2 separate regions of the Mus musculus genome follow, and region 1 is linked to region 2. Evidence: chromatin loops called from intact Hi-C (ENCODE). Cell type or tissue: left cerebral cortex. All regions are shown on one strand.

Evidence for each region. A loop is a pair of places that touch in the nucleus more often than their neighbours do. Peaks named below come from ENCODE experiments on the same cell type or tissue, not always from the same donor. Only the 100,000 strongest peaks of a DNase experiment are listed, where the experiment ranks them.
Region 1: a loop joins it to region 2, with 2.1 times the contacts of the local background. A loop is called at or near these places in 5 of 42 quality-filtered maps.

What each region holds. Positions count from the first base shown.
Region 1 is chr4:117,675,959-117,678,458 of GRCm38, reverse strand. Dmap1 (DNA methyltransferase 1-associated protein 1) reads left to right here. Exons shown (of 11, transcript NM_023178.2): 5 at 1,692-1,850; 6 at 1,942-2,109; 7 at 2,324-2,500. Among named protein-coding and RNA genes, the nearest start is that of Dmap1, 5.0 kb to the left of the region's middle. In left cerebral cortex, a CTCF peak has its summit at 1,350 (motif pointing right); a DNase peak (open chromatin) is centred at 1,347.
Region 2 is chr4:117,495,697-117,498,196 of GRCm38, reverse strand. It overlaps Rnf220 (ring finger protein 220), which reads left to right and starts at 1,145. Exons shown (of 15, transcript NM_025739.3): 1 at 1,145-1,514. It overlaps Gm12827 (a long non-coding RNA gene), which reads right to left and starts at 2,460. Exons shown (of 5, transcript XR_868034.2): 1 at 1,469-2,460. In left cerebral cortex, a CTCF peak has its summit at 1,265; a DNase peak (open chromatin) is centred at 1,244; H3K4me3 peaks cover 1,354 bases.

The DNA.
Region 1 (2,500 bases), 180 kb before region 2:
ACTTGTAGTCCCAGTATTTGGGAGGTGGAGTCAGGAGCATCAGGAGTTCAGGATTATCTTCAGATACATACTGTCAGGGCCAGCCTAGGCTACTAAATAAAAACAAAACCAGCACAGGGCTAAACAGATGACTCAGTAATTAAGAGTGCTTATTGCTCTTCCAGACTGGGGCTTGGTTCCCAGGAACCAGATGGGTAGCTCATAGCTACCTCAAACTCCAGCTTCTTCTGGACATCCAGTGCCTTCTGGTCTCCATAGTCACATCTTCCTCAACACACACACAGGATTAAATTACTAGGAGGTAAATGTAGCCAAGTCTGGGAAACTAGATTTTCCAGAAGGATGTCTGAGTGGTCAAAGGATGAGGATGTTCAGTTGGTAGAAGGAATATGGAATTAAGAATAAACTTGAGGGAAAGAAATGGCCAAGCCTTGCTCTTGAACTTAGGAATTATCTAGAAGGCACTTTATCTCAGAAGTTGATCTAGAACAGCATCTTTCTTAGGAACAGGCGAACGATCTTTTCTGTTGTAGTCCAGCATTGACTGAGAAAGATTATTAGGATTTTAAGAGAATACAAGTTCATGTTTATATTTCATGAGTGGACACACAGTTGTGACATAAAAGTGCTTTGTTTCCATTCTTACTGTAGGTCTGCCCTGTACGGAGGGAGCATGGTGTAGACGTTTGCAGACAGAGAGCTGATTGGAAATGGACTGCAGGGCAGCCTGAGTACAACAGGATAGTGCTGTGCTACTCTGAATGGCTTGTGGCCATTGAGAGATGGGGATTCTGGAGGCAAAATTAAGGAAAAAGAAGGATTGAAAGATGCTTCCAATGTCAGGTGTGGTGATGTGTGCTTGTAATCCCAGTGTTTGGGAGACTGAGGCAGGAGGACTGCTGTGAAGTAGAGCCAGTGTGGTTTGCACAGAGTGCTGACCAGCCAAGGCCACTTTACCAAGGCTGTGTCGACAACAAAACAGAAACATAGACCATCTTTAGACACGGGTTTCTGATGCTGGCTTTGGTGACAGTGGCTGAGGTGTGGATTGGGGATGTTTGAAGAAGAGGGATGAACGCAGTGTTGAGCATATTAAGGTTGGGGATGTGTGACATCTGGTGGAAGTGTCCAAGAGCTTTTGAATTCATGAGAAACTTCCTGTTCTAGCCCAGAACCAACTCCTTCTTAGATTTCTGATCTGTGACTCAATTGTGGTGAGATTGGTAACTCTGAGAGGGCACCCGGGCAGGAGGAATATGGGCCAGGAGAGGAAGGGGCATAGGCGCTAAGTTTCCCTGGAGATGCCCAACAATTGAAGTACTCTGAGACGGCACATTTCACTGTCACCACTGGGTGGCAGTAGTGCTTCAGACAAGGCTCTGGGCCTTCCCCTGTCTGATGGGTTTGTCATTCTAGAATTGACCCTTGGGTGCCTAGAAGTGCTTACAAATCAGATAGGAGCTTGTGACCCATTCCAAAAGATGGTAAGTTGTCCTGAGGGAATCAGGTAGGCCACTGACCCAGAGCCTTATAGGGAGGGGCCTCTGACTAATTAGACAGGGTCTTTCTTTCCTACAGGCTGCTCCTGTAGGGATATGGGGTTGGTAATAAACAGGAAGGGTTGTGGTAACATGGCAAGCCTGCTTGGACATACACAAAGGAATGCGGTCCCCATGTCTTTGTGCCAGTAGACGGTGCAGGTGCCCGTGTACTCAGAGCAGGAGTACCAACTCTACCTTCATGATGACGCATGGACTAAGGCAGAGACTGACCACCTATTTGACCTCAGCCGCCGATTTGATCTGCGCTTCGTAGTTATTCACGATCGGTATGACCACCAGCAGTTCAAGGTGAGCTGCTATGCACTTGCCTGAGTGCCCAATCCTTCTGCCATTTCTTCCATGCTCCTCAGTGTTCCTCTCCATGTGTCTTGATCCTCAGAAGCGTTCTGTGGAGGACCTGAAAGAGAGGTACTACCACATTTGTGCCAAGCTTGCCAACGTGAGGGCTGTGCCAGGCACAGATCTCAAGATACCAGTGTTTGATGCTGGGCATGAGAGACGGCGGAAGGAACAGCTAGAGCGGCTTTACAACCGAACCCCAGAGCAGGTCATAACCTCTTCTACACCACCCTCCACGGCTCAGCTCTCACTCCCCCCAGGCCCCTTCACCTCCAGCCCATTTTTATGGTCCCTGTTCCTCCCTTCTCTGCAGGAGTCTCCTTACCTCTGGTCCCTTATAGATAACCTAGTGTCCCGTCAGCTCCCCAGCCACTTGCTTCCACACAGCCCTCATACACACGGAAGCATTTCTTGCTTTGCAGGTGGCAGAGGAGGAGTACCTCCTACAGGAGCTGCGTAAGATTGAGGCCCGGAAAAAAGAGCGGGAGAAGCGCAGCCAAGACCTGCAGAAGCTGATTACAGCAGCAGACACCACTGCAGAGCAGCGGCGCACGGAACGCAAGGCTCCCAAGAAGAAGCTACCCCAAAAGAAGGAGGCT
Region 2 (2,500 bases):
CCTGGCTGGCCTAGAACTCCCTGTGTAGACCAGGCTGTGCTGGGACTTTCAGCAGTCCTCCTGCATCTGCCTCCTGGGTGCTGGGATTACAGGCATCAACCACAGAGCCCAGTTCTATACAAACTTAAGCACATGTTAAACATGAGAAAAAGGGACGAAAAAGTCACATCAGAATGGAATATTGGTCTCATTCTGGTTTAGACTATAATCCTGGGAGGTTCTTCGCAGGATGGATTATCCTCATGTATCCTAGGGAAGAGAAATTTTTTCCAGATGAGAAACCTGACTTTTTAGAAACCAAGCCACAAAACAAAGGAATTACTTCAGAGGCCAGGATTAGCTTTCAGCTGGGCTTTGCCTTCTCAGCGGGGCCTACCTGCCTTCCCTGTTAGCTGTGTACCTAGAAGTAAGTCACAAAACCCAGCCTCAGTTTCTTCTTTTTAAAAACTAGAAATATTATCTCCAGAATTAAAGGGCTAAATGAGATTGTGGAATGACATTTGGACTCATAGCTTGGGTCTTAGAAGGTTCTCAATAATGTTAATTCTCTATTTCCCCAATATATCTTTTTATACCTCATGAATTAACAATTTGAAGAGAAAGAACTATATTATAAACATCAGTGACACCAGGGAAATTTTTATTCACAAATCTGGGTGTTAAACTAGGCCCCTTTTCCTCTCTGTCTAAATGTCAGTTTTATTCATATTCACTTACAATTTTATTTTTATAGGCAAAGACCCAAAGTAATATTCAAAGCACTAAACATTCGAAGCACTACACAGCAGGTAGGATCTTTCGGGGGCGGGGGGTGGGGGGGAAAGGGTAGAGTTTTATGTTGGAGCCAAGGTTTGGTGGTCAGCGAGCAGCCCTGACGTCAGGCTTAAAAGATTTAGCCATTTCCCCTTGGTCACTTTAGTTCAAAAAAGAATCGCGGTCAGTCAGATTTCTCCGAAGGGAAAGGAGGAGAGATGTAAACAAAGGCAAAAGACCTCTCTAGTTTCCACTTGGGCGGGCCACCTAAGACCATCCAGCCCTCTAGTGAGGGCAGCCAGGGCTGCTCTCCCGGAGTGCCCGGGGTCTGGACTCCATTTCCCAGAGTCCCTTAGTACCCTAATGTATTCAGTGCTCAGAGTGCCTGTATGTGTGTGAGTGTGAGAGAATGTGTGCGTGCATGTGTGTGTGAGTGTGTGTGTGCGCGCGCGCGTGTGTGTGCGCCTCCGAGTCCCTGGGAGAGTGGAGGCTCATTCACTGATTAGAGCCAGCGCTGAGAGGCAGCACTGCTCTTCTCTCACACCAACAGAGTCTCTTGATCTGTACATGCAATCCCAGGCAGCTCGCGAGCACAAACCCGGGGCCAGCCGCCTGCTGCTGCTGCTGCTGCCGCTGCCGCCACCACCGCCGCCGCTGCCCCCGCCGGCTCTGCGCACCCGGGACTTTTCATGCACCACACTCTCCGTCTTCTTACCTTGGTGTCCTGAAAAGTGCGATCGTTCTCCCCAGGAATTTCCACGGCAAGTACGGAGCCCAGAAAGGGGTGTGGATGCGTGTGCGTACACAAGAGGGGTGGGCGCGAGGGTGGCCGGGTTGCTGAGGAACCTGGCTAACTTTCGGGGTTGGTCTCCCAGGGATTCGGGCGGCTCCCCTGCGACAGGGACAGGGACTGGGACCTGCACTGCCGCGTCTTAGATCTTGGCGACCGAGCCTCCTTGGCTGTCGGTGCCCGGCGCGCTCAGTGCGCTGCCTCACTCAAACTTTCCGTCTTGAGTTTTCCTTAATGTGTTTTATTTGGGGGGTGCAAGGGGGAGGGACCAGACGCTGGAATTGGACAAGTAGGGAGGGCGAGGGGGATAGCCAGGGGAAGGGAGCAGGACTTCTCCATCTTTTTATAAGCCCCATTTCCACTTTGTTTGGGTCGACCGCGAGTAAGCTCTCCTGCCCGGCTTCCCGGTGCACCCCGCTGTGATTTCCGCGGGCCCGGTCTGAGTGTTACTCAGTGGGGACTCTCAGGCGGCGGGCGGGATAGGAAAGGGGCGATCTGTTGAGAAACGATCCCAGCCGCACAACACATTGCCGACCCGGTGGGGTACCCCGCAGGCTCCGGAGCCTTGGGGTCCCCAGAGGCTCGGCTTACTTTTTCCTGACGAGGACGGGTGTGAAGGATGGAGAAGGAGAGCCGGGGGGTGCGGTGGGGGTGGGATGGGGAAAACCTCCGCCTGCAGGATGAAGGCAGGTGCTGCCACTGAGGTGAACCGTGCTATCTGTAACCGGTAAACTCCCAGCTCCACTGGGTTGGACTGGCCGGCCTTAGAGTAACGCGTTCCGTGCCGGTCTCCTGGGATTGGGGGTGGGGGGGCGGGATCCCCTCTTCCAGCGATTATAAGGAGCGAGGTGGGAGGACGATCTTGTAAAATCACGAGCTTGCTTTTTGTGTGTGTGGTGTTTTTTCTTTTTCTTTTTTTCTTTTCTTTTCTTTTCTTTTTTCTTTTTTTTTTTTTTT